Regions from separate parts of the Homo sapiens genome. Here all the other regions are linked to region 4. Evidence: chromatin loops called from intact Hi-C (ENCODE). Cell type or tissue: endothelial cell of umbilical vein. All regions are shown on one strand.

The links. A loop is a pair of places that touch in the nucleus more often than their neighbours do. Peaks named below come from ENCODE experiments on the same cell type or tissue, not always from the same donor. Only the 100,000 strongest peaks of a DNase experiment are listed, where the experiment ranks them.
Region 1: it touches region 4 in a loop (5-fold over the local background); 8 of 110 quality-filtered maps call a loop at or near these places.
Region 2: a loop joins it to region 4, with 12 times the contacts of the local background. A loop is called at or near these places in 10 of 110 quality-filtered maps.
Region 3: it touches region 4 in a loop (5-fold over the local background); 6 of 110 quality-filtered maps call a loop at or near these places.
Region 5: it touches region 4 in a loop (2.7-fold over the local background); 8 of 110 quality-filtered maps call a loop at or near these places.
Region 6: it touches region 4 in a loop (7-fold over the local background); 2 of 110 quality-filtered maps call a loop at or near these places.
Region 7: it touches region 4 in a loop (7-fold over the local background); 108 of 110 quality-filtered maps call a loop at or near these places.

Annotation. Positions count from the first base shown.
Region 1 is chr20:51,490,615-51,494,614 of GRCh38, reverse strand. The region is part of intron 3 of NFATC2 (nuclear factor of activated T cells 2); the gene reads left to right. Among named protein-coding and RNA genes, the nearest start is that of MIR3194, 40 kb to the right of the region's middle. In endothelial cell of umbilical vein, no CTCF peak of the experiment used is centred here; a DNase peak (open chromatin) is centred at 1,994; H3K27ac peaks cover 1,698 bases.
Region 2 is chr20:51,218,659-51,222,658 of GRCh38, reverse strand. No RefSeq gene overlaps it. Among named protein-coding and RNA genes, the nearest start is that of KCNG1, 200 kb to the right of the region's middle. RefSeq lists enhancers at 1-356, 357-1,031 and silencers at 2,181-2,230, 2,291-2,350. In endothelial cell of umbilical vein, a CTCF peak has its summit at 2,277 (motif pointing left); no DNase peak of the experiment used is centred here; H3K27me3 peaks cover 820 bases.
Region 3 is chr20:51,445,164-51,449,163 of GRCh38, reverse strand. The region is part of intron 6 of NFATC2 (nuclear factor of activated T cells 2); the gene reads left to right. Among named protein-coding and RNA genes, the nearest start is that of MIR3194, 5.8 kb to the left of the region's middle. RefSeq lists enhancers at 1,798-2,092, 1,491-2,690. In endothelial cell of umbilical vein, no CTCF peak of the experiment used is centred here; DNase peaks (open chromatin) are centred at 1,753 and 2,253; H3K27ac peaks cover 2,236 bases.
Region 4 is chr20:51,593,614-51,597,613 of GRCh38, reverse strand. It overlaps ATP9A (ATPase phospholipid transporting 9A (putative)), which reads left to right. Exons shown (of 28, transcript NM_006045.3): 28 at 1-1,100. Among named protein-coding and RNA genes, the nearest start is that of NFATC2, 53 kb to the right of the region's middle. In endothelial cell of umbilical vein, a CTCF peak has its summit at 2,420 (motif pointing right); a DNase peak (open chromatin) is centred at 2,473; H3K27ac peaks cover 511 bases.
Region 5 is chr20:51,305,190-51,309,189 of GRCh38, reverse strand. No RefSeq gene overlaps it. Among named protein-coding and RNA genes, the nearest start is that of MIR3194, 150 kb to the left of the region's middle. RefSeq lists an enhancer at 1,990-2,950. In endothelial cell of umbilical vein, a CTCF peak has its summit at 2,217 (motif pointing right); a DNase peak (open chromatin) is centred at 2,239; H3K27me3 peaks cover 140 bases.
Region 6 is chr20:51,410,354-51,414,353 of GRCh38, reverse strand. The region is part of intron 9 of NFATC2 (nuclear factor of activated T cells 2); the gene reads left to right. Among named protein-coding and RNA genes, the nearest start is that of MIR3194, 41 kb to the left of the region's middle. In endothelial cell of umbilical vein, no CTCF peak of the experiment used is centred here; DNase peaks (open chromatin) are centred at 1,873 and 3,963; H3K27ac peaks cover 1,765 bases.
Region 7 is chr20:51,372,380-51,376,379 of GRCh38, reverse strand. The region is part of intron 2 of LOC105372663 (a long non-coding RNA gene); the gene reads right to left. Among named protein-coding and RNA genes, the nearest start is that of MIR3194, 79 kb to the left of the region's middle. In endothelial cell of umbilical vein, a CTCF peak has its summit at 3,947 (motif pointing left); DNase peaks (open chromatin) are centred at 2,199 and 3,889; H3K27ac peaks cover 1,710 bases.

The sequences.
Region 1 (4,000 bases), 100 kb after region 4:
TCAAGGCGCGTGGGTTCTCAGCCCTAGGATTCAGGATGGAGCCGTGTTCAGCTCTGGGCAAGGGTAGGATGCTGACTCTGTGCACAAAGACCTGCACGTAGTAGTAGCAGAAGAAAAGGGCCTTGGGGCCTTAAATAAAGGTGAGGAGTGGGGAGCCCCTCAAGAGCGAAGTGTGAGGGAATTACTGACGTGTGCCGCATTTCCACTTGAAAGTAAAATAAAAATGTTTAAACAAAGAGGAAATAGGAGGAGCAGGTGTAGCAGAAAAGCCACCAGCCAGGGAAGCCGCCAGATTTGCTTTTGATTTCCAGTGGCACCCGCCCTGTGCCGGACACCTTAGGCAGCTGACTTAGCCTCTCTGAGCAAACCCATGGAAATTCAGTGCCTGGTGCCCACTCCGCGTGGAGAAGGAGGGGAGCACTGGGGTCCTGTCCTTCCTCATGTCCACATTCAAAAGAGGACTCATAACCAAGCAAAGTAACGGTGACCGAGCTGCCTGAGATGGCTTGGAGGAAGGTCTGAAATGGGTGACGATGGTGGCGATGATGGTAACTGTTGACGCTCACTGAGCACCCACTCTTTGCCAGGCACTGTACCCATTATATCGTCTAATCTTTGCCACAGCTCATGGGGCATGGGATGGGCATCTGTTATTTTCCCCTTTGCAGAGGTGAGGGCTCAGAGGTGTGGCCAGCTTTCCGCAGCCCCAACCAGTCTCGGATCTGAGACTTGGTTGGTTCTGAGCAGGCTGATGGTCAAGGGTGTCACGTTCCGGGCTGGCTCTTTGCTAAGCGTTTGATGCCCATCACAGTGGGGAGCAGCTCTCTGGGGACATGGTGCTGAGGTTGCCACTGATGAGAGGATTGGACAGGGACCAAGCTGCTCTCAATGTGATCGACTCTGTTCCTGTCTCTCAGCATGCCCCGCCTCTCAGGGAATAGGCCCAGTGGGGTTTCCCTGCGGTGACGTTGAACCAGTGTCTGCTGCATTCGAGGGGCCTCAGATGGAGCTGCTATCTGAATCCAGGGCCCCGGTGAGTGAGACTCATAGTCGGGGTGGAAAGGTGCTCAAGTAATGAGAGGCTTTCTTTTATCGTAGATTCACTGTGTCAGTCTGGGACATTCCCTCTGTAAATGGGAGGTGCCTAGAAGATCAAAATCATTTCTCTAGCATGTTGTCAATTTCACATCACTCAGTTGCAATGTGAGGTCGCCAATCCCCATTCTATGCCCATAACAGCCCCATGAGAAAACGACAAGAATTACAACAAGATGAAGGCCAACGTTTACTGAGCGCTTACTATGTGTCGCCACTGGTTCTAAGAGCTGTGCTTATACCAATTCATTGGGTCCTGGCAACTCTATGAAATGTACAAGTGCTTTTTTCTATGTGACACATGTGTCAAAGAGTCAGAGTGACCTGCCCAAGGTCCACAGCCAGCGAGTTCAGCAGTTGGGACTTGAGCTTGTGTCTGCCGACTCCCTAGCCCCCAGTCTAAACTGTTGGACCCCACTGCTCTGGAATCTTCTTCTCCTGGTTTCCTGATGGCAAAACTGGGACCCAGATGGTTCTAGTGGATTTGCAGATGCCACATGGTTCACCAGAGGCCCAGGCTGGGAGGCACACGATCGCATCCTCCTGGAGCCTCTGGCCCCAAGCTGCAAACTCCAATGCTGACGCTACAGTTCCATGAGCCCGTGGATACGTCGCTGACCGAGGAACCCAGGGCGACATGAAAGGAACACGCTTGGCCTTGACAGGCCCAGCCCCGGCCGGCGCTCACTTGGAGGCAGTTGAAAGGAAAACTGCGATAAGGGGCTGCTTTATCACGCCTCTTGACAGGCCGAGCTTCCTCCCTTGTGTGGCGTGAGCCTTAAACCTCTTCCAAGTCGCCTGGCATGGAGCCCCGGCCGCCTCCTGCTCCCCAAGGGCTGGAGCGGGGAGCCCATTAGCCAGTGGGAGTGGGAGCGGGCCCGGGCGGGTGCCAGCCCTTTGAAGCCGCGCAGAGGGCCCCGCACAGTCCCCTTATCTTGGCTGGTGGTGTTCCTCGGCCGGAAAAGGGAAGCACAGAGAGGAAAAGCTTTCCCCTGTGGCTTTTGTGTTTGGTTCGCATTAAATGAGGCTGGGCGGGGTTTTTGTTGTTTGTTTTCCAACTTTTCAGCGAAAGGATGACGGATGACGTTTAGCGCAGCAGGCGCCCACTTCTCTGGGGTGGCGTGCCCATGTCATGCCGCACTCACGCACACTCCTGCCTGTTGATTGCGCAGTCTCCTCTGTGTCTTTTCTAGAAGCTGGGGGGCTGCCCAGGTCGTCCTGAGAATAGCGGCGGGGTGCGGCGGGGCTCGGTGGTGCCAGCGGGTGGAGGCTGTGAATCCATTCACTCTGAGGCCCTGGCAGCCAGGGACCTCGTCTAGACAGGAAGATGTGTGTGATGGGATTTAAAGATGAGGCTCTCCCTCCTGCTGGGGCGAGAAGGCTCTAGGAGCCTTGGGGCCGAGGTGATTTGGTTTGTAGGATTTGCGCATTTCTGGGATGTGCAGGGATGCGGCTTTCTCCAGATCTAAGGGGAGCCCGGGCCAGTGAACAAGGGGTGTTCATGGCACTCCGGGGGCGCGGGGCTGGGGGTATGTGTGTGCAGGCCAGACCATAGCAGGGTCCTCATAAGCTTTCACAGGGAGTAGGGCTGGGGCAAGGGGTGTGTGTGTGTGTGTGTGTGTGTGTGTGTGTGTGTGTGTGTATGTGTATGTGTGTGTTGGTGGGGGTGGGGCTGTTCTCAACGAGCAGATGTGAAAATCAATGGGAGAAGAGAGTAAGAGATGGGCAGACTGCAATCTGAGTAGTTATGCACCTAAACAGATGCACACAGAGACCTATGGGTGCCCAGGAGTGTCCTGGAGCCCGTTTTCGTGGCCTTGTGAGAGCTGATTTTTAAAGTTCCAGGAACTCTGTTACATGTTGTTCTGACCTATGTGCCTGAGGTCATAGGCATCCGTGTATCCACATGGCGGAGGTAGCACGTAATGGTGCCGCTGCACTTCTCCTCCCAGCTCCATATACAGTATCGTCACACCGGGAGCTGGAAATCAGCCACTGTGGGAGTGTTGACACCGTGGAAATGGGCAAACACTGCAAAGCAAGCTTTCTGTCTTGGAGAACTGGTCGTTGAATATTTCCTGGTCTACCATTGCATACCTCACAGGCACAGCGCATGCAAACCCAGAGCAAGGAAGACAGACAGACGGGCTACCTGAACGAATGCCACTTTTTAGTTTTGGGAAAATACATTACATTTTTATACATTGGTTGATTTCCCTCTTCTTTTTTTTTTTTAACCTTGTCCATTTTATGCATGTGGAAGAATCACTCAGAGATAGGGCCATGGCTTCACCAAGCTGCAGAAGGGGTCATTGGTGCAAAAAAAGGTTAAAAATTTGTGCCCTGGAGCCAGGAGATGATTTTCCTTTTCTAGTCCTCTCTCTGAATACAGGACATTCTCCTAGCTTGTGGGCAGGCAGTGGTACTTTTTCTCTCCTGGTAAAGAGTCCTTAGCAGACCTCCTTGGGTCCTTTTGCAGAGGTTTGCTGAGCACCTCTTGTGTCTGGGCACTGACCTGGGTGGTTTTCTTAATCATCCCTTGATGATCTACTGGCTTTGGAGATGGTGGCTTCCCATCTTGGGGCTCCCCAAACCCAGTGCTTCAGCACCTCCTCTGCTGTACTTTGAATGCCAGTCCTGTGCTCTGCAAACCATGGTTCCCTGGGAAAGGAGCATGTTGATTAATGTTGTGTTACTTAGTCAGCATTTTTAACATTTATAATTATTTTATTTTTAAATTTTTTTTTATGTTACCCAAGCTGGTCTCAAACTCCCGGGCTCAAATAACCTTCCTGTCTCACTCTCCCAAGTAGCTGGGACTACAGGCATGTGCCACCGTGTGTAGCTGCTATAATTATTTTAATGGCACCTTTATTTCATTGTGTATTTATGCACACATTTGATT
Region 2 (4,000 bases), 370 kb after region 4:
CTGGCAATAGCCAGCACCAACCTGTCTGCCAGATTTTGACAGCAGACACTCCCTTCCCCAGAAAAGCCTCCCTGGCTGATGCTGTGAGGACAGAGATGAGCCTTCCCCCACGGAACCTGGCCCAAATAGCCTATTTGTAAGCCAAGTAAATGATGGTTGCTATTTAAGCCCCTAAATTTTGGAGTGGTTTGTTAATGGGCCATGGATCATGGGAGCAATGGCTAGACTCAGGCAGCCCAGGAAATCTTCCCGGGCCTCCTGAGGGCAGGGGAGGTTCTCTGCCCTGGGCAAGGGTGCTCTCTCAGCACAGGGGCCAAGCAGTCTCTTGCTGCAAGCGACCAGGGCAGCAAAGATTGCTGATCTCATTCACAGCAGGACAGTGTGGGGAGGCAGGATTCATGACAGGCGTGTCCACAATCCAGCTGGGAGGGTGGAGAAACAGGTTGTCCCGCGCGGGTTGGAAGTCACATCCTCGCTGCAAGGCACTTCCTAGCTGAAGCAATCATTGCCGGGATTGCCTCAGCTATTGTTTCTTTTCCCTTTCTCCATCTGGTTAACTCTCTTTAAGTAGGCATTAGTAGTGTCCTCCCCTCCTCCCCCTGGCTCTCTCTCTCTCTCTCCCGTCCTCTCCAAATTGGAACCAGCAGCAAATCCTATCAGCACTCCCTTCAAAATGTATTCACCACCTTCCTCCCTGGTCCCAACCACCGTCCTGTCTCACCCGGATTGTTGCGGTCACCTCCTCACGGGTCTCTCTGCTCCTGCCTTGCAGTTTATCCTCCACAAGCAGCCAGGGACATCCTATCGGAACGCAGGTCAGATTATATCAGAGCCCCACAGTGGCTCTCTCTCACTCAATGTCCTTCTGGTGCCCCAAGACCCTGTGAGACCCAGCCGCCTTTTCCCCTCCCACCCCTTGCTCCCTCTGCTCCCGCCACCCAGGCGTCCTCGCTGTTTCTTGCACGTTCAGGTGCCCTCCACTGCAGGACCCTTGCACTTGCTACCTCCCTTTTCTGAAATGAGCTTCCCCTAAATATCTCACAGCTCTTCTCCTTTCTTCACATTGTTACTTCAGCCAACTTCTCAGTAAGTTTGTCCTTCCCACCCACTCCAAAACTTCACCTCACCTCAACACTTCATGTTCTACTTATGTTTTCTCCCTAGCATCATTTGACACTCTATAGATTTTGCTTATCTTCTTTAAATAAAGAGTAAATACTTCTTTTTGCTTATCTTCTTTAAATAAAGAGTAAATACTGTCTCCCCCACTAATAAATCATGCCCATGAGGGCAGTGATTTTTATCTGTTTTGTTCACTGCTGCATCCCTAGCACCTGGGACAGAGCCCGGCACTTAATAAGTGCTCAATAAATATTTGTTGCACACATGATTGGAGTCCTTCAAGACTTAGCCTAGGCCTCCATTGCTCTAGAAAGCCCTTCTTATGAATACGCACCCCTGCTTCCATCCTGGGGTGCGCATTCATCAGAATTAAAGTCATCGTCACCCTCATCATTGTCCCTGGCACTTACTGTGACCTCAGGCCATGCCTTGTGTTAAGCTCCTTATGTTCAAATTGCCAGATTAAATACAGGGTACCCAGTTAAATTTGAATTTCATACGATAATTCATAATTTTTTTTAGAGTAAGTATGTCCCATGCAATATTTGGTACACACACTTTAAAAAATCGTTGTTTATCAGACACCTTAAACCCAGGTGTCCTGTATTTTGATTTGCCGAATCTGGCAACCTTACTTATTGTAGACATTATCTTGTTTGGGCATCATGAGGTATGGATTATGATTGCCATTTTATAGTCTAGGGCAGGCGGTGTCGTGGGGCAGCGGGGCTGGTGGTGGGAGAGAGAAACTGGGAGAGCTTTGTAACGCAGCCAGAGAGTGTTCCGTAAAACCTGGGAACACAAAAACAAAAAGTCGGAACTGTCTGCAATTTCAAATGAAGCAATAAAAAAGAAGTAACAAGAGCGTCTTAAATCCAAGGAAGGAGAAATGAGCCTCCGCTCCTGAAAAATAGATGAAATAGAGACTTCGGGAAAAACGGATCTTCTCTTGTTGAAGATGAAATGCACCTTCCACAAGAACTACCTAGGCTTTGGGTGGGGGTTGGGGGAGGTGGGTCCATGCCACCAAGAGGACCCCAAGGAGAACAGCGTAATGGGCTTTCAGAGCCCCAGGCAGGCCCCCAGTGCGGCAGCGTGCTTCACCTTCCGGAGAGGCTGCCGTGCACGGGCTCAGGCGCGCCACCTGCAGGACGGATGGAGCATGGCGCTCCTGGGTTGTCAGTCACACCCTCGCTAAACCTTGCACCCTCCTGCTAACCAGCAATGACAATCCATACTCTTTAATTAAATGCAAAAAGTCCCCCCACAGCCCGAGCACCCTTCCTGCGCCGGAAGTTCCCTAAGATGTAAGTTTCCTCTTTTTCAGCAGTTTTCACACCACCTGGAATATGCGTTGTATTTCCCTATTTGATTAACGTCTCTCGGTCCCCTCACCTCCCATAGGACACTCCACAGTGGCAGGGATTTTTGTAAGTCCTGTTCATTGTCACATCCCCAGTATCTAAAACAGTTTCTAGCATGTGAAAAACACCCCATGAATATATGTTGAACGAATGAATGAGTACAGCTTCCTGCCATGTCCTTAAAGGAAAGAGGCAAGCCCTCTTTTTTTTTTCTCCCCTTTCCCCATCCCACTGGCTGGAGTTTCTGACTTGGCAATGGTGTCTGGGTCCATACAGATAAGGGCAACCCCTAGGAATGGTGGAGCAATGGACTAGCAAGTGCCTGCTTCCTTGGCACTAGGGACTCCAGACCAGCCCTGGACTACTTACTCCTGTGATTTGAGAGAAAATGAGTGTACCTAGCTCAAGCCATTGCTGTTTGGAGCATCTGACCTTAAAAAAGTTATTGCAACATCCCGCAAGAGGTGCCATGTTGTATACACCCAGAAGAGTGAGTGCTGGATTCTGCATGGGGTGGGCATCAGAGAAAGACCCCAGACAATGTGATGACTGGATCTTGATAAATGGGCAAAGGAGGTGATGGCATCCCCAGCAGAGGACACAAACCATGCAAAGGTCTCAAAGCATGTGAGGCCACCTTCTGTGCAGGGACTAGCAAGCCAAACTATGGATTGCTGGGGCAGGGTAGATAGGTGAGATACACAGCTGGCTGCAGGCAGGGTCTCATTTGAAGCCTTGAGCAGGCTCAGCTTCAGGCAGTGTGATTTCTGGCTCCAGATGTGCTGGCCTGGGTGAAAGTTCTGTGGGCTCCCTCTTGCATGGAAACTGATAAGCCCTGAGATTCGGGTTTGAGGAGAAGGTGGCCCTTTGGGTATCTGGTCCCTTGCATCTCACCTGGCAACTGAGTTACCAGAGAGGAACTGGAAACCAAAGCCACCTGATCCCTCCACTAGCAGGGCTTTGTTCCCTGCCTCTCTCAAAGAGGTCACATACCTGGAGAGGACCTGGGGACTCAGAAGTAACCTGGCCATCCCACCACCAGCAGTCATTTCTGTCTCCCTCTCATTTCCAAATCCACCTTTGTCAGTCTCCAACCTCACACTGCCTTCTGGCTGTGTAAGGGGCATGCAGATTCTCAGCTAACCACATGACCTGACTTTTTGTTCAGGAAATACAATTATTCTACCTATAATCTCCAGAAAGAAATTTTAATGTTCTTATAATGGTTTGAGTCCAAAGAGCTCAGGAAGAACTTATACTTAGCCCGCTAAAAACAAGTGACCAAAATGGCCTGGGAGATGTCACATGATAGCCCTACCCAAGAGCATCTTTTGTTCTTTAAAATGTGCTTTTCAGTGTACATTCTGGGGGAGAATTGGCCTGGTTCCTGAAATCCTGCTCTAATTATATATAATTTTTATAAATATAGTAATTACAACTCACTATGCCTTGCAGTTTAAATTGAATTGGATTTTTATGGAAGCAGGAGAATTAGGAGGAAAGCATTCTAGCAT
Region 3 (4,000 bases), 150 kb after region 4:
TTTCCAAGGAAGGGGAATCCCAGCTGTTTCTCACATTAAGGAAAGGTGACAGCCTCCTGGGCTAATCTTAGCCCCGAGTTTGGTCATCGGCACCACCAGCTCCAATGTTCTTTTTATAGCTGTCGACTAAAATGGAATTGGCAGTTTCCACTCCAGCAAGATGACAAATTGGAGAGCAGTGGAAAAACAGTAGGAGAGGGGCAGCGTGGTGTTTCTTAAGTTAGAAAAGCTTGGTGTTTTGGAAAATGGCATCTTATTTATAGCAGCAATAATAATAATGATTATTATATTATTTGTATTACTATTTTTGATTATTTTTGTGACTTTCAAGAGCCTGTGTGATCTGGCTCTGACCTCAGCTTTTTTGACTCTCTCCCTGCCACTTGGCCATAGCAACACCTGGCTTCCCTCTGTCCTCAAACACCCCAAGCCCATTTCTGTCTCAGGACCTTGGCTTTCTCCGTTTGCTCTTAGAATGTTCCTCCACCATTTCTTTTCTTTTCTTTTTTTTTGAGACGGAGTTTTGCTCTGTCGCCCAGGCTGGAGTGGCGTGGCGCGAGTGCGCGATCTCGGCTCACTGCAAGCTCCGCCTCCCAGGTTCACGCCATTCTCCTGCCCCAGCCTCCTGAGTAGCTGGGACTATAGGCACCTGCCACGACGCCTGGCTAATTTTTTGTAGTTTGTTTAGTAGAGACGGGGTTTCACCATGTTAGCCAGGATGGTCTCAATCTCCTGACCTCGTAATCTGCCTGCCTTGGCCTCCCAAAGTGTTGGGATTACAGGCGCGAGCCACTGCGTCCGGCCTCCTCCACCATTTCTTTTCAAGCCTGCGGCCTCCTATTCCTCCCAGTCTCAGCTCAAAGGTCACTTCCTCCACGGGGTCCTCCTTGACCGTCATTCTGAAGTTGTCCCGCTTCCCAGACACCTTGTCACCTTCTGTGCCACTGCCCGGCTCTGTTTTCTTGGGGGCACTTAGCGCTGTTGAAATCACCTACCTTGTCTGTCTGTTCATTTATCACCTGGTCTCTCATGCTGGACTCTTAGTTCCTTGACAGCAGAGTCTCAGCGTTTGCTGCTGTATCCTCAGCATCCAGAGTGGTCCCCGGCACATAGCAGGTGCTCATTTGTGTTGTTGAATGAATGCATCTCTTTTAGTTGTCACTCCAGCCCTGAGAAGCGGGCAGCATTATCCCCATTTTACAGATGAGGTAACTGAGGCTCACAGATGTCAAGTCATGCACCCCAGGTCAGCCCACAACTGGTGACAGAGGTGGAATCCCAAGGCAGCATTTGTCGTCAACTCGAGTAATTTTTTCTAGTCATGTCAGAGAGGACAGAGAAACCAAACAGAACAATCAGGGTCTTTCCTATTTATCATTCTCAGTAATTGCTGAAAAGCCATTTGGATGTTCTCTGAAATTTAAAAAATGTGTAACCCTTCAGGCAAAGTTCACGCTGGGAAGTCCAGGCTGTTCCTGACTTCAGTGGGAACCCTGGCCCTTGGCCACAGGGCCTCAGGCGGAGTCGGGGGTCCCAGCAAAACATTGCAAAACAGGAAAAAATCTAAGGACACAAAAATAAAAGTGATGTGGCAGCGGGAAAGGGGTTGCCATGGCTTTGAGCGACTCGCTGCGCCTGGGTGGGATCCAATGTTTTGGAAGGTTCCTTCACATGACACAGAGTTTTGGAATTTTTCGGCTGGTAAATCCTTCTTAATTCAGGCCCCCAGGCTTGGCCAACTAGCTCCCTGGCTCTGTGTGTCCTGCGGGGGCGTAGGTTGGAAACTGGCCTGCATCAGATTACTCAGCTTTGAAACTTAAATTGTTTGAAGAGAATTTTTTGTTTTGTTTTGCTGGACGATTTTCTTGGAACGGTCTGATGGCAGAGGCTCCCATCACCTGTCCAGAGGACAAATTGATTTTTTAGAAAGGACGCGTGGGTGGTGGAATTCCCTCTTTCCCACTGAGTCATCATATCCTGACATGAGTCATTTTATTACTTGGAGGTCCCCAAAGGTTGTATTTTGAGCTTTGTTTAATAAATATAAATGCATATGCTTAAAATAATTTTTTTTTTTCTAAATTAAGTATTTTTCCGTGAATTTGTGCCCTGGAACAATCGGAACCATCTTAGAGCAGACACCTGCTCTTCCCACCTGTTTCTCTCCCTGGGTTTGGTTGTACCCGGCGTGATGTTCTCTGAAACAATAGACCTGGTATGGGAGTCTCTAGATGGGGCTTCCCTCTGGGAAATGTCAGACTCCAGACAGGGCTGGGGCATGACTAAGGCTCTCCGGACCTTTGCCCTCTGTGACTCATGTCCCTGGTGTCAGTGGCCCCCCGGGCTGGAGCCCATCACTTACCCACAGCTTTGCTGGGACACGAAGCTGCTCTCCAAAGATGCGATCCAGATTGCAACTCCGAAGCTGCCGTGGAGATAGAGAAAATGGTCTCGTTTTCAGGGATCTAAATATTTGCCTAAACTTGGTCCCCTGCATTGAAGAACAGGCTTTTAAGTCCAAGAATCCTGCAGTTCATTCCGTTTGCATCCATTTGAAGGAGGCCACAGAGAAATGAGTTTTTAGTTAGAACACTCATTGTGTCTAAGCACTTCCACCATCAGAAATTGTTCCTGGTACCAAAGGCCTTTGTGTAATTCCCACTTCAAAGGCTGGATTTTGAATCACCCAGCAGACTCGGCCTGAAGCCTGGATTGGCCTCACACTATGTACCTTGGGACTCAGTTTTCCCATCTCTGAGATGGGGTTGGTGGTGTATTAGCAATAGAAGGAGATCAAGGAACTGAAAGTATCAGGCACATAGTAGGTGCTCAGAAAACATCAGCTGCCCTTCTACCTGCACTCTGGGAGCCTGGTTGACTTCACACAGGGTTCAGAGGGCAGAGCCATGTTGGTTTCTTGTCTGGGAGAAGAGTCCTTCTTGGCGAGGTGAATTCCTCTCCTGTCCTTACCCTAGACCCATCAGACTCCTGGAGTCATAGCCTGGCAGCTGGAGGGAGGGTAACTCATGGTCTGCTTCCTCCCCTTCCCATTTTACGGATGGGGAAGTCGAGTCACACAGTGTGGTCACTAGACTTCTTTGAGGTGACAGAGTTCATCAGTGGAGGGCTGGGCCTGAAACCCCAACTTCCTGGTTCCCAGAGTAGCTGGCTGTCTGAAATGTGTGGGGATCATCCACAGATGACAGCTTAGGGCCGAGAAGAGTCACGTCTAGGGTGGGACAGGGGAGGAGCTGAAATCCGACCTCTGTGTAAGATTGACCTTGACTGAGCATCCAAGCGTGCCCTCTCAGGCTTGCTCCACTCACTCAGCCCCCGGTGCTTCCATGTTCATTTCCCGGGTGTTTATTGAGCACCTACTATGTGCAGTGCCATGCCAGGCACAGGGGACACATGGCAGGTGAGGTCCCTGCCCTTGGGAGTGGACAGTCTGAAACTTGTTTATAAGCAGGACACTTTCAGATGGGGAAAATGCTATGAAGCCAGGGAAGCCAGGTCACAGGCCCAAGAGAGAAAAGCGTGTGGAGTTAGGGGGGAAAATATAGGATGCGCAGTCAAATTTGAATCCCAAACAGTGAATTTCTTTAGTAAAAGTATGTTCTATACAATGGCAAGGAGTTTGGGACATACTTGCAGTAAAAAGGTATTCGTTGTTTTCTGCAGTCCAAGTTTAACTGAACATCCTGTATTTTTATTGGTTAAATCTGGTAACTCTGGATAGAGGAGTCAGGGAGCTCTTGCTGGAGGAGATGGCTTTCAGCAGACCCCTGAAGGTGGGAAAGAGAGAGCCACAAGGACTGCTGGGAGAGTGTCCCAGGCAAAAGGAGCTGCCCAGTGCCAAGGCCCCAGCGTGGAGATGAGCTTAGGGCATTTGAGGAATGGGAAGCAGGCCCGGGCGGCTGGTGCGTCGTGAGAGTGAGAGCCCAGCCTGGAGAGGTGCTGCGGGGGGCAGGCCCAGCTGGGCCCTGCAGTCATGGCAAGG
Region 4 (4,000 bases):
ATCCTACTTAAACACCTATCAGCTATTTTTATCTTTAACCTTTTCTGTATGTTTGAAGTGTGTGGGGGGTGTGTGTGTGTGTGAAAGAGCGAGAGAATGATGTCATCTAAAGTTTTTTGAAGAATTATTTGGTTTTCATTGCATTAAAATTCTATCACTCCCAGCTTTGTTTTCATTTAAAAAAATATACAAAGAGCTTTGTAAATACAACACATTTTATTTCTCCCCCTTCTTTTAATGTACAGCTTTTTTGCCACTTATATATACTTAAAATATTCCCATGAATTATGTCCAGTTCTTCTTGGAAAAAAATTTGGTTTTGAATGAACCTGCAAAGCATCCTGCAGCGTGAGCAGCTCCTCCACCTGGAGCTCCGAAGCATCTTCTCAGGCCAAAGCGGCATTACCCGTGAATCTGTCTTCTCCGCCACAGCATGGTTTGAGGCGCAGTCTGTTAATATAGCTGGGCCATGTCAGTGACTGTTGTGTTTGTGGGGTCAGGTGGGGGGCATGGTATTTGCAAAAAAAACAAATTATGGCTAATTTATTATTTTGTTGCAGTGGGGTTAACTGTAAACTCATGTAAGAGTCTGTGATTTCCTCATTGGTTGATCTCTCTCTCTGTAATCCTCATTGCAAATTTTCACCAGGACAGCGTTTTTTGATTAGAGGGGAGCTCTGGCACAGTATGCTTTAATTTAGCAGGAACTTCCAGATGATTTAAATTCTCGATGCTGTGATGACACACATATGATCTTTCGTGTTTCTGAGCGACTCTACTTTCATTGTTTGCCAGCGTGGCTCGTTGCTGTTGCCCAATAAAGCTTGTGTACGTTCTGCCTTGGGGGATTATTTTAATTTGTACAGAAACATGAATTCTGGTATCAAAATGAGGACTTTTTATTATAACGCTCCTATTTTTTCTTTATTTCATGGTACATGAAATGTAAAGAAAACTCTTTCCAGTTCAGAAAATTATTTTGATTTTGGCAAAAAAAACCCCAAATCAATGCATGTTATTTATTATTTTGTACTATTGTCCATCCCAGACGTGTCAGAATTTCAAAAGGTGATAGATATAAATGGAAAATAAGATGAAAACCATAAGCTTCATATTGTATTTCTATACACGGTCCTCGATGACTGGAATCTTTTTTTTTTTTTTTTATCGAGGGATGGAACATATAGGAACAGTCAGTTAAGTTTTAGGCAGAAAAAATTTTTAAGGCCCGGCGCAGTGGCTCATGTCTGTAATCCCAGCTTTGGGAGACCAAGGCAGGAGGATTGCTTGAGCCCAGAGTTTGAGACCAGCCTGGGTAACGTGGTGAAACTCATGTACAAAAAATACAAGAAAACGAGCTGGGTGTACTGGCTCAAGCCTGTGGTCCCAGCGACTTGGGAAGCTGAGGCGGAACAATCACCTGAGCCTCGGAGGTCGAGGCTGCAGTGAGTCGTGATTGTGCCACTGCACTCCTGCCTGGGCAACAGAGCAAGACTCCGTCTCAAAACAAAACAAAACAAAAAAAGCTTTTGTGTAGGAAGTAGTTGAAATCAATTGGGTGATTTTTGTCCCTTGGGGGACACGTGGCGGTATGAAGACCTTTTCAGTTGTTACAACTCGGGGAAGAGGAGTGCTACAAGCAAGAGATGCTGCCGAACACCCTGTGATTCACAGGGTGGCCCCCACAACAGAGCCCAAAGTGTCAAAAGTGCCAACATTGAGAAACCCTAATTATTTTTTTTCGAGGTGGAGTCTTGCCCTGTTATCTAGGCTGCAATGCAGTGGTGCAATCTTGGCTCACTGCAACCTCCGCCTCCCAGGTTCAGGCGATTCTCCTGCCTCAGCCTTCTGAGTAGCTGGGCCTGCCACCACGCCCGGTTAAGTTTTGTATCTTTAGTAGAGACGGGGTTTCACCATGTTGGCCAGGCTGGTCTCGAACTCCAGGCCTCAGGTGATCTGCCTGCCTCAGCCTCCCAAAGTGCTGGGATTACAGGCATGAGCCCATACGCCCAGCCAGAGAAACCCTAATTTAATTGGCACGTGTCAGCTGTACCATTTGTCTGTCTGTATTTGTAAAAGGGCCCGGAGGTATAAGCTCGTGTGTCTCAGGAAGCAAGTTATGCCTCCGCCTACTATACCAAATACTATACCAAATGGTGTAATTAGTGGCTGTCTGCAGTGTGAGCTGCTGGTTCCCTCTTTTTGGTTCTCAATGGAAAGGGCCATCCTCAGTATATAGATTAGAAAGATAATTGTAACTTAGTTGTGTTATCTCATGACAGCAGCAAAAGGAAGGTATGTGGTTTCAAAGGTAGGGACCGACCATGCTTTCCCTTAAACGTGTGCTATCCCTGCACGACCTTAAGCCTCTGCATTTGCCTGCAGTGAACTTCCGTCCATGTGCGGACACTCCTCCGCCGGAGCCGCTAGGGGGAACTTGAGGACTGAAAGACATTGCTGTTTCCTGTTTTCCACAACCAGCCGGACCCCACGTGCCCAACTGCCCTGAGTTTCAAGACTGTGCTTTCATAGCTTCAGAATTTATTTCATGGCCAGAGGCTCCGTGAAAAACAGACATTTCTTTTCATGTTGTTGACCAGAATATTTTGCTGGACTTAGTTAAAAAAAAAAAAAAGGAAAAAAAAAAGGCAGGGAGGGTGAGAGATGAATATTTATTTGCTCTTGGATATTTGCATTTTTGAATAATTGGCAAGTAGGAAGCTTTGCCAATTCACTGTTCAGTCTAATAAGGTTTTGAGACGAAATGTACCAACACCCCAAGTACTTTTAGTGTTTTTGTTATGAAACTTTTCAGGGTGACATGAAGCCCTGTGGTATTTGTGAGGAGGTCTATAAATGATGGATTTGCTCACCTCAAAATAGAACTGTAGTCGCTCCAAATTTTCCAGAAGTGGGAGCACAGTGACAGAATTCATTCAGGACTTGCTAATTTCCTACTTTAAATGGGTTACATAACAGAACCGGTCCCGCCTTCGCGCCTCTCAAAACTACCCATGAAGTGATGGTGAAATGTATCATTAAAAGCTAGAAATAGCTCTGCTAAACTCTGGGAAAAAGATGAATTTTTTTCTGATCTCCCTCTCCCCACCCCCCTTTTTTCACCCAAACATTGCATAATGTTAAAAAAGTCAAATCTTTCCGTGGGATTTAATTTCATTTTCCATGTGGCTGTGGTCGGAGGGGTAACTCAAGCACTTTGGGGGCTGGTGGATTTTTGGAGGATCACGCATTCCCGGATCAGTTTGCATCCAAAGCCTTAGCCGAGAAATACACCCAATCCTGGGGTTTCTCCCCATCCCTCCTGCCCCCCTTTTGTGGATGAGTTATCTATAACATAGCATCTTTTCAGAAAGCCTGCCTTCTTGCAGGAATGCCCAAACAAAGCCACCCTCCACTTTCCATGTTGACGTTTTGATTTTGAAATGGATTCCCCCTGAAATTTGGGGTAACTGAGTCACATGTGAAGTCATCGGCCCCACAACCTATGCTTGATACCAAGCCAGGGCTCATTTCTTAGAATTCAGCCAGCAGGTTCTGTTTGCTTACATTAAGAACTTGGTGTTCTAAGCCTGTGGTGTTTGTTTTCAAGAGATTTAAAAGAAATACATTTTTTTTCTTTGATCAGATCAGGTCCAGATAAGCCCAGGACTATTTTTTATTTCCTTTGAGAAAGATTGCAGAGTCCAGAAGGAATGGAAAAAGTGTTGGGGGATGGGTAGGAGATGTGCAGAATATGCTGACATTTTTATTCCTTCATTGATCAAATATTTGCTGAGCACTTCCTATGTGTTAGGCACTGTTCTTGGGGCTGGAGGCGTGGCAGGGAACCAGACAAGCGTAGTGTCTGCCCTCATAGTGATTACACTCTGTGTGTGTGTGTGTGTATGTGTGTGAAAGACAATAAACAGATTAAGACTAACATCAGGTGGAGAGAAAGCTTCCTAAGATAAAGCAGCCTAAGGGTTAGGCAGAGGATGAC
Region 5 (4,000 bases), 290 kb after region 4:
AGGCCACCAAAAGAGTGCTGAACTGCTCTTTGCTAGAAGTAAAGAGGAATTTTGAAGAGGGAACACTGCAAAGAGAGGATGGGAGAGGAGAGGGGATGAGGAGGGGAGGAAAGAAAGATGAGCTGGACAATAGGACAAGGGGCTGGAGCCAGATGGTGAACATAGCCGGGAGGCTTTTGAAGATGAGGGAGATGCAGCTTTCAATTGTAAGATGTCTTTGGTTACTGATCCAAACCTTCAGTAAAGTCTGCTCTGTCCCCACATGCCTTTGTGAGTGGTTTGTGTGTGTGTATGAGAGTTAACAGAACGTTCTGTCTTCCCAAGCACCAGGCAGCTCCCCAGCACTCAGCCCCGCTCAGTGCAGGCAGAATGAACCTCACTGATTGCTACAGCTACCTAGAAAGGTAGCGAAGAATCTGAAGGTCAGAGAGGTTAACCCAAAGTCACACAGCCAAAGAGAGAAACAGAAACCAAATCCAAAGCCCTGATTATTTCCTTGATTGCCCAAACAGCTGGAAACTTGAAATCAGTTTTTCTGTTTCCTGGAATGAGCTTTGGTGTATCCCTTTGAATGTGGGTTGGATTCCTGGGGATTTAGCCTCAAACCAAACTCTGAGGCCAGAGTAAGGTGAATTAAACCTGGGGAGGTGCAAGGGAGGTTATCTTATGCTCCTTCTTCCCTCCCCTGGACCTGGCCCCTGCCTTGGGTACTTCCCCACTACCCTGAGGCACCTGCTTCTGGTGGGGGTTGGGGCGGGGTGGCGAGGGAAGGGGTGACCTGGGCTCTGTCTGCTTCTCTGGGAATTAGAAAGGGGGTGGGGTGTTTTGTCATCTCTGAAGCCAACACCTGGGTTGACATCATCCAGCTACCTGGCACCTTTTATGGCAGAAGGATAATTTGGCCCGGGCCATTTATTCACAGAATCCTCCAGTTTAGACTTTTGACATTATCTATAAACAAACTTAGATGTATCATCATTGAATCTTATGCAAAAAGCATTACTTTGTTAAACATAAACACTTATATTTTACCACAATTCTGACATCCCTTTTTGCCTTAAACTTTTTTAAAAATATGGGATGGCTTTGGCTTTCCTCAGCCTCTGAGAGACTCTCATTAGGTGTCAAACCCAAGAGCTAAACAAAAGCTGATTTATGCAAAATGTAAGCTCGTCACAAGTCAATTAGGGCTCAGACAGGCTTTTGTGACAAGCACTTTCTAATCAATTCCATCCGGCTCTCTCTGAGAGTCTATGAGAGAATAAACACAATAATGACATTAAAATGGGCAGTGGGGCTCTTCACCTTCTTGGGGTTCCCATACCTTTGCCCTCTGACAGCTGCTCTAGGCCTTTACCCAAGGAAATGTACAGACATGAATGCAGCATTTTGTTTCCAATTTCAGGGATGTCTAAACTACATCCACGGACTCCTTAAGTCCCCACATGAAGAAATTTTGGGGCTGGGCATGGTGGCTCACACCTGTAATCCCAGCACTTTGGGAGGCCAAGGCAGGCAGATCACGAGGTCAAGAGATCGAGACCAGCCTGGCCAACATGGTGAAACCCCGTCTCTACTAAAAATGCAAAAATTAGCTGGGCGTGGTGGCGAGTGCTGGTAGTCCCAGCTACTCAGGAGACCGAGGCAGGAGAATTGCTTGGGCCCGGGAGGCGGAGGTTGCAGTGAGCCGAGATCGTGTCACTGCAGTGCAGCCTGGGCAACAGAGCAAGACTCTGTCTCAAAAAAAAAAAAAAAAAAAAAGAAAGAAAGAAAGAAAAAAGAAATTTTGGTGGAGCCTTTTTAAATACACAAATTAAAAACAGTAAAGAAATATAATTCCTGATCGATGCAATTGTCCCCCAGGCGTAGTCTTTAAGCACACATTCTACAGCTCCCAAATTCAGGAGCTGGAAGCACAGCCTTGCTATGAGGTGGACTTAGCTTCAATCTCTGCCCGGATGATATTGGGCAAATGGCCCAATCATTAAAACGGACACATGAATGGGACCAACCTGGCCGAGTTAAGAGGATTGAATTAATATTTGCGAAGTGCACAGAAGGGCGCCTGGTATACCAGAGGTGCCCAATCAAGGTTAGCTCTCACCAGCATCGCTGGTTCTCTTCCCCTTCGAGGCCTGCGCAGGGCTGGGGAGGAGGGATCACCCCTGCCTGCTTGAGACCGGCTGCCACATCGCTGGGAGGACGCCGGGCTGCCCTAGAGTGGCCACAAGAGGGAGCAGTTGCCTTTCCTAACGCCGAGGCCCACCTGCGCCCAGCCTTCCACTCAGGCAGGGGCAGACGACGTGGGCTCCCTAGACCTTGGAGCCTAACCCAGAACCTTCTCTCCCCACCACAGCTGGAGGTGGGGTGGGGTAGGGTGAGACGGGCCCTGCTCGCAGCTGTTCTCTGTGCACTTGGGACAGGGCTCTAATTTATGCCTGAGCACCGTGGCCTGAGGTTTCTTCTCTGCCAGCCTCAAGGGCTGGTCCTCACTTTGTCTTGCCCTTAGCGCCCCAATTCCTTGCAGCAGGTCCACATGCCCCGCTGTGAGATATGTTAGGACTGGCAAGGCCATGTCCCTTGCTGGGTGCTTGATCCCTTGGCCTCCCCACAGCTGGGTGTCCGCACGGCCAGTGGCGTGGATGCGGGAGCTCTCTGGGGTTTCCGGAAAAGGCTGTAATTTCTTGTCTGTTCTGTGGGTGCAGCACATGTGCCTCCAGCCCCATGCTCCTGCTTCAAATGCAGCAGCTGTGGTGGCCATCCTGAGACTGGAAGGTGACAAATATAAACCGAAAACAAAATTCTAAGCCCCCAGCTAACTGAATGGTCCCCTCCTCTTGGCCAAGGGTATCCTAAAGTTAACCTGAAACACGAGTTCAGGCCATGATGGGAATGCGGGTCAAACAGGCCTCATTATACCTCCGCCCTTTGGAATTCAGGCACGGCTGACCAGCATGAACATTAAAACAGAGACCTTAACACTGACAAAGCCGACTCTACCAATAAGATGCCAACGTGACAGATAGCAGGCTCTGAACGAAATTGAAGTATTTTACCCCAAAATATGTTTCTTTGACATATTTTGAAATGGCCTTGCAAAGCTGTCACTTGTGGGTAAAAATCTACATTCTGTAGAGAATCCTCTTCCCTTTCCAGGCCTTTTTTCCTGATCCAGGAGAGAATTAACTAAGTCTGGCACCTTTCTAAGCCTGATAAGACACATTTACAATCTATTCTCTCTACCTGGAGGCTTCATCTGCATAATAATAAGAACCTTGGTCTCCACAACTCCTTAACCCAGACACTCCCTTGTATTGATTCCAGGTCTTTAGATAAACTCTTTCAACCAGTCACCAATCAGGAATTCAGGAACTCTTTGAATTCACCTATGACCTGGAAGCTCCCCTCCCTGCTGTTCCTGCCCCCAACCCCCACCTTTGTGTTATCTCTGCCTTTCCAGAGGGGACATTTTCCTCTAGCACATGTAAGATGTATAATATATGTCAACCTCGGGACCCCAAAATAACTAAGACAAAGGGAAAAGTCAAGCTGGGAACTGCTTAGGGCACACCTGCCTCCCGTTCTATTCTATGGCTACTAGGGTAAAAAAGCTACATACCTCCCTCACAATTTGTCCACGAGGAAATTCCTTGCAGACAAAGGACAGACAGAACTCAAAGTCATCTCTCTGTGCTCACTGAGATAAATGCATATCTGATGGCTTTCTTTGGAAAGGCTAATCAGAAACTCAAAAGAATGCAACTGTTTGTCTCTTATCTACTTATGACCTGGAAGCCCCTCTCTGCTTTGAGTTGTCCCACGTTTCCAGACTGAATCAACGTACATCTTACACACACTGATCGATGTCTCATGTCTCCCTAAAATGTATAAAACTAAATTGCCCCGAGCACCTTGGCCACACGTCAGGACCCCCTGAGGCTATGTCACAGGCACATCCTCAGTCTTGGCAAAATTAACTTTCTAAGTTGATTGAGACCTG
Region 6 (4,000 bases), 180 kb after region 4:
CTGCTCTGCACCTGGAGGGTTTCTCTCTTGCCTTGAAGTCCTGGAAATGAACATGGTCTCTTTCAGGTGTTTCCATTTATTTATTTATTTATTTTTTCTCCCTTGCTCGAGTCTCTGGGTAGTGAGGACAAATGCTGTGACTTGTCTGCACTGCTGACTGCCCCTGGGCTGGCTTTGCACATGGGAAGCCCTTGACAACATTTGCTGACGTCCACCCTTTGCTCAAAGACCTGGCTCAGCTTCCTGCATAAAAGGTGCTCACCCAATATTTGTGGTATCGAATGAATAACCAGGCATGAAACTGAGAACCGAGACTGCCTGGGTTTAAAATGATTTAAAACTATTTGTCACAAAAGAACAATAATGATAATAGCAGCTCATGCTTAGATGTTTACTGTTTACCAGACATTCTTCTAAGACTTTGCTGCATTAGCTCATTTAACCCTCATGGCAGCCGCAGAGGCATTTTATAGATGAGGAAACTGTAGCCCAGGGAGGTTAAGTAACTGGTCCAAGGTCCCACAGCAAGTGAGTACATTTGTACATGTTCTTTAGTTTTGTTTTTAATTTTAAAATTTTTATTTAATATTTTTGGAGGGGACAGGGTCTTGCTCTGTCACCGAGGCTGGAGTGCACTGGTGCCACCATGGCTCACTGCAGCCTTGAACTCCTAGGCTCAAGCAATCCTCCCACCTCAGCCTCCTGGGTAGCTGGACTATAGGCGTGTGCCACCACTCCTGGCTGTTTTTTCTTAATTTTGTAAAGACAGGGTTTCACTATGTTGCCCGGGCTGGTCTTGAACTCCTGGCCTGAAGCAGTCCTCCCAGCTCAGCCTCCCAAAGTGCTAGGATTACAGTATGAGCTGCCACACCCCGCCTCTTTAGGTTTTTTTGAAAAAAGATGCCATATGTTTCTTTGGGAGTTCAGGAGTGCAAATAAAAACCTCTAGCATCTGCTAACAAGATTTGCCAGTGAATAAACCCTGAGGAGACAGACTGTGTCCTGGTCCTAGAATCAGGCTGTTATCTCTTCTCAGCAGGATGGCTTTGGAACCCAGGGCCCTCTTAGTGCCATGCAGTCCAGCCTCAGAGGGCACAGTGGATTGACAGAGGCAGATGCTTGGGGGACTCCACAGGCCAGGCCGGGGCATGACCTCAAAAATGTGCTGGCCACTGGGCCGGTGAGAAAATCGATTTCTCACCTCCAGCCAGCAGTGCTGCCCAGCACCGGGTCATCCTGCAGTTGTTGTGACAGCAAACCCGAGTGCCATGGAAAGGATTGTGAAACCCGGGAGCTGGCTGCCTGGAGAGCAGGACACTGTACTCGGCTCCATGTGTTTGGCGGGGAGGGGGGGGGGCGGCGGGAGCGGGGGATGGGGGGGCCGGGGTCGGTGGGGCGGGGGTGGGGTCGGCGGCCTCATCCTGTGCTTCTCCTTCTCCTTCTCCTGTGCTCCTTGTTGTTCTGTTGTGCTTGGCACCAGCTTGTTTTGGACACAGAAGTACTCCTTTTGCAGGGAGACCCATGAGATTGCACCCCCTTTGCATGCCAAACGTCTAGCCCAGCTGGCATGCACCCCTGTTCTGAGGGCTGCGTTCCAACTCCCTGCTCCTCCCGAAGATAGCATCCCCGTGGACCCAGCTGGCAGAGAGTATGAGGTGGCCGGGGACGCCCAGGAATCGGGCATGTGAGCCGGCCAGGGTTTCCCTCTCTAAACAGCAGCAGTGTTTGCATCCTGGCCTGGCCAGGGTGCTCCCGACCAGGCCAGCGGGGCCTCCCTCCTGCTGTGGTTACAGGCTGTTTCTGGGGGTGGAAAACAGAAACCAGCTCTGTGTTTTCCAGGCTGCCAGGGTTCTGAGAAATTCATGCCTCAGCCCAGGAACTGGAACTCCCTGCTCCTGCCCACCCCCTGGCCCGTGTGGAGAAGGGGGCAGCAGCTCTCAGCATGCTAGTTTCCTGTTCTGTTCCTATTAGGGAGAAGGTTCTGAGGATGGCCTTGTGACTCAGAATGCAGACGGCTTGGCTGCATCTAAGAGGGCCACCCCTTTTGGTCGCAGACCCCTTCCCCAGTCCAATCACCCCCAGCTGTGTGATGCCAGAGTGTGCCAGTCATGGGGGCTCACACCAAAACAGGCTCTGGCCAGGCCTATCCTGGAAAGAATTCCCTAAATTCAAACTCCAGATCTTATAGCCCTTGGTTTCTTATTATCAGAGTTCTTAGCTGTTCAGGGTCCCCTCTGTAAGGCTGGAAGGGGAGCTGAAGGGAAAGCAGTTAAGTAAATTCCTGCTGGGTGGGTGTGATAATGGGGTTAGGGCTCCCTCCTATGGGGGCCTTGAATTTCAAAGAGGGGCTCGCTCACCCTAATGGGGCTCTTAATAGTGATGTTTTCTCACTGAGGTTGGGACCTCTGCTTTGGAAAGTTTGGCATCCTGGCCCAAATTTCTTGCACTTTGGTCAGTTCTACTCAACACATCTGCAGAGTGCCTACTGTGTGCCAGGCAGAAAACAAGTCAAAGAGCATTGCTTCAGGCCAGGCGCGGTGGCTCACACCTGGAATTTCGGTACTTTGGGAGGCCAAGGCAGGTGGATCACTTGAGGTCAGGAGTGCAAGACCAGGCTGGCCAACATGTTGAAACCTTGTCTCTACTAAAAATACAAAAACTAGCTGTGCGTGGTGGCACACGCCTGTAATCCCAGCTACTCAGGAGGCTGGGGCAGGAGAATCGCATGAACCTGGGAGGCAGAGGTTGCAGTGAGCTGAGACTGTGCTACTGCACACGAGCCTGGGAGAAAGAGCAAGACTCTGTCTCAAAAAAAAAAAAAAAAAAAAAAAAAAAAAGACAATTGCATTGCTTCAGGACCTTGCACTATGGTTTGTAGTGTGGCCAGGTGTAGTTATACTGTGTGTGTGTGTATGGGTGTGTGTATGTGTGTGTGCATGGATAAAGAACACTGGGGCTAGTATGGGCAGGAGAAATAATTAGGTTTAATCAGGTCCTCCTTGAACTTCAGTGGTTAACTCAGGGTCACTTTAGGCCTGAAAAAAAGCTTCTGTCTTTACTATTAAATGAAATGTTATCAGCAAGGCAGGAATCCAGGGTAGGCCCTGGAACCAGAACTTCTGGATGCAAATCATTGCTCGGCCACGTGCTACCTGCGTAACTCTGATCGAGGCCCTTTGCCTCACTGAGCCTTGATTTACTGAACTGCAAAATGGGAGTAATCATTATAACACTTACCTCATGGGTCACTGTGAACATTGGGTGGGTTAGTACATGTAGATTGCTTAGAACAAGGCCTGGCACAGAGTAAATACCCAGTAGATACCAAATACCACCACTGCCACCACTATCATTATCACCATCACCACTGTCATCTATCAACACCTGCTTCCAGCCAGGTAAATTGGTAGGTGCTGGGTGAATGGAGTGAGGTTCCTGCTCTGTGGTTCATACAGTCTAGTAAGGAAGAAAAAAATGCCAGAAAGAAATAGATTTCAGCTGGTGACACATGCCATGAAGAAAAGAAACAGGGTGCTGGGGGAGAGACTTTAGACAGGGTCATCAAGGAAGGCCTCTCTGAGAGGTGACACTCTCCTGCCCTAAGTGTGTTAGAATGCTCTCTAGATGTGCCAGGATGTGCAAAAATACCAGCTCTTGTATGGTGGGTGCAAAGGAGATCTGTCTCCTTTTGTCTTCCTTCTCTCCAAATAATCCCTTCCCCACTGCCTTCCTTCCCTCTCTTCCTCCCTCCTTCATTACCTTCTTTCTTCTCTCTCCCTCCCTTTCTCTCCCTCTTTCTCTCCCTCTCTTCCTTTCCTTTAAATAATAAATTGCTTTTATTAAATGCATATAAATATGTTTAAAATATATGTGAGTACACAAACATACTGTGTACTTACCCCTCCCCCTAAGCTTAAAGAACAATAGGATAGTCATTTCCTCTGAGCTCTTCTGCGTAGAAAATGTTTTCTGGCAAATCTTTCAGTTACATTTTTCTAAA
Region 7 (4,000 bases), 220 kb after region 4:
ATTGGATCATGGGGGTGGATCCACTGGTGCTGTTCTCGTGATAGTGAGTTCTCATGAGATCTGGTCATGGAAAAGTGTGTAGCACTTCCCCACCCTTCTCTTGCTCCTGCTGCTCTGCCCATGTGATGTGCTGGCTTCCCCCTAGCCTTCCACCACGATTGTAAGTTTCCTGAGGCCTCCCCAGAAGCAGAAGCCACTGTGCTTCCTGCACAGCCTGTGGAACTATCAGCCAATTAAACTTCTTTTCTTTGTAAATTACCCAGGTTCAGGTATTTCTTTATAGCAATGGGAGAACAGCCTAAGGAGGCGGGGGGCGCGCTACATCTTCCGTGTCTCTCCCTCTCCCTCCTGGTGTGTTCTGCACAGGGCTGCCATGGAGCAGCAGCCCTAATATTTTTTTCAAGGATCCAAGTTCTAAAGCTAGACAGCAACGGTGGCTACAGGCACAGAGGCTACAGTGTCAGCTGCCCTGCGTTCAGGGAGCTGGGCAGGGAGCTTGTTCCAGTGTCTTCCATTTGCCCTCCAGGTTCACCCTCAGCTCTCTGGGCCTGGGAGGCGGACCATATGACCAGCCTCTCCGGGGCACCTCTGGCTTTCAGAGGGTTCCTTCAATAGGAGGTGCCAGCAAGAGATGGAAGGTTGGGTGTTCATGCCGTGGCCTGGATATGTCCCTCAACAAAAGCCACTGTCTCTCCAAGTGGCCCTCTCCATGGGGTGCCATCCCTCCCGGTCCCAGAAACTGCTCTCCTCCTTAACCTCTTCGGGCCTTGGGGCGGCAGAGGTGCCCCAGTGCTGATAGCTCTGGGGGATTCATCTTGCATTACGTTTCCCCTCTCTCCTGTGCCTTTGTGAATAATCCATTAAAACTCTCCTCAATTTACTCCTTTGCCTGTGTAGCCTCCTTCTGGGTTCCTGGTTTCTGGCCTGCTATCGTCTGTTCCCTTCACAGAAGCCAGAGGGATCCTTTTCAATATGAGCCAGATGATAGCACCTTTTGCTAAAGCCCGCCAAAGGCCCTGACCTCACTCAGAATAAAAGCCAGGGTCCTGCTATGATCTGGCCCCCAGCTACTCTCAGACCACCTCATCCCTCCAGCCACGCTGCCATCTTGCTGTTTCTTGAAGAAGCCAAACACGTTCCTGCCTCGGGGCCTTTGCACTTGCCAAGCCGTCTGCCTGGAACGCACTTCCCCCATCCCCTGCATGGCTCTTTGGGTCATGTTCCACCTCCTCAAAGAGGCCATCCGTGGCCACCCTAGCTAATGTATCTGCTCCACCACCCTCCCTCGCAATACCTGGGGTCTTGTTTGGGTTGAGTGCCTATGATAGGATCACTCTCCCACCTGTCTTCCCCCGAGAAGGTCAGTTCCTCGAGGGCAGAGTCAAGTCTGCCCAGTCCACAGTTGTGCCCACAGTGACCAGAAGTGCCAGGCATGTGGTAGGTGCTCTGATATTTGATGAATGAATGGGGACATTTCCCATGCAGCTTTCTCTGGAATTCTTGGCTGCCGCCTGCCTTCTAACAAGTCCCTTGACTACAACCTGTATGGTCCGGGGACAATGGGGGGATGTTTGAGGAGACACAAGCTTTCTCCTGCAATTCATCCAACCAGAACCCCAAATTAGAACCAAATAACTCCTTTGGTGTCAAGGCTAGAGCAAGAGAGAGACAGAGATAGACAGTGCCTGCTGGAGGAACAGTGGAGCAGGGCCAGGATGGGAGGCATCATAAGAACAGTGTGGTCGGCTGAATTATGGCCCCAAAGAGGTCCCCGCCCTAATCCCCAGAACCTGTGAATATGTTACCTCATAAGGCAAGAGGGATTTTGCAGGCGTGATGATGTTAAGAACTCTGAGACAGGGAGATTATCCTGGATTATCCAGGTAGACCCAGTGGAATCACAAGGATCCCTATGGAATGGAGGCAGGACCGTCAGAGAAGATGTAATGATGGACAGAGAGATCGGAGTGATATGATCCAAGGAAAACAGATGGCCCCAGGAGCTGGAAAAGGCAGGAAACAGAATCTCCCCTAGAGCCTCCAGAAGGAAGGCAGCCCTGCCAATATTTTGATTTTAGGACCTCTGCCCTCCGGAACTGTAAGATGTTAAATTTGTGTTGCTTTAAGCCATTAAGTTTGTGGTAATTTGTTATGGCAACAAGAGAGAACTCATACAAAGAGTAATATCTGCTCTTTCCTAACTGCTTATCAAGTGTGTGCCAGCCGCTGCAGGAGCCGTTCCCAGCACTCTGCAGAGCAAGGGCTCTTGTTATCTCCATTTCACTGATTAGGAAATGAGAGGTGATATGGCTTCCCCGGGGTTGCATGGTGAGTGGCTGAGGCAGGCCGGAAGGCAGGTCTCCTTGATCCCAGAGCCCACATTCTTCCCACTAAGACACCCTGCTTCCCCGGTGCACTCACACTTCTTTGGCCTTCCATTTCCCGTTTGTCACCCATGGGCCACCTCTCACCTTGGAGTTTCACAGCCCCTGGCTGCTTTATGCAGAGAAACGGCCAAGACAGCCTCGCCCAGTGACCCCACCTCTCTGAGCCTTGGGGTGTTTCCTGGCCTCAGTCTTCCCTGCCTGGCCCCTGGGAGGATCCAACATGAGGGCGCCTGTTCAGAGAACTTGCAGGCCTTGTTGGGTGAGTCTGTATCAATGCCTGGCCAGTGACCCATCCCTCTGAGCTGCACTTGGAGGCCAGAGGGTGGCGATTCTCCTGACTCCATTGTAAAGCCCAAGACAACCTCGGAATCTGATTGGGAGAGTGGATTTGCATCTGTTGCCTGCCTGGGCTGGGTGCTCTTGCACATTTGCTCAATCCATCTGAAGCCACCTTTGACACTTCTAATGCCATCATCCGCATTGCACAGCTGGGGAAACTGAGGCCCAGAGAACTGTAATACGAGCTCCAAAGCATTCATTTATGCACCCAACAGGTATTTTTTGATGCCAACCTTGTGCCTAGAACAGAGTGTTTTGGACACGGCAGTGGAGCTTGTGTCCCAGCAGGAAGGATAGACTGTATAAACCATAAGAACAGAAGAGTTCAGCAATGGGTGCCTCGGGAAAAATTAGCAGCAGGGAGGGTGCGGCTGGTGGTGCTTCTGGCAGGGGCTGTGATGTGCCTGGTGTTGTGCTATATATACTGGTTCCAGGATTTCTGTCCCCGAGCCCTGCGGCCATCCCGTAAGGTGGGGCTTTCCTCATTTCTCAGATGAGCCGGAGGCTCAGAGTGGGTGCAAGCTGGTGACCCTGCAGCTGTGCAGTGGCAGAGTGACGATTTGAACCCAGGTCTGTGTGCACCCAAAGTGGATATGCTTGCACCCCCTAACCTTGCCCCCAACAGGGATTCTGTGGCCCTTAGAGGGTGCAGCCCATGAGGCTCTGATCCCTGGGGGCTCTGATCTCTGGACCAAAATGCATCCAGGGACTTCCCTGTTTGCCAAGCAAGAACGAGGGGTAGGAGCAGGCAGGGGCGAACCGTCGAGGAGATTTATTTTGGGGAATCTAAAAGCCTGAGTCTGGCCAAGAACACTCCAGTAGAAATGCACGTTTTCTCCATGTGAACATTATGAGCCCCAGAAATCTGACTTCCCCCTGGCCAGGCTGGTGGGAGATGGCCTCTGTGTGGCCCGGAGTCCCCAGGTACCCCCTAAGTAGGTACAGCTGTCGGGCTTCTGTGCTTGGAAACGTTCACATGCTACTGACACTAGATACTTTCCTTCCTAATGAGCTTTCCCCCGCACAAACAACTGGATGTGGAAAGATCCATCCTCTGCGCCCAGCCAAGGCAACCTGTGGGTAGAAATTTCCCTTTAGGCTGAGCAGGGAGGCCCGTTCTAAGGTGAGGAGTATTTCCTGGCCACTGGGAAGACACTGGAAGGGACTCTTGGTGGAGCCCCACTGCCCTCTAGAGGTACGGATCCCCAAGCCCCACTGAGGATGCTCAGATCCAGGGCCTGGGGCTCTCCCGGGACCTGCTGCAAGAGTGGCTT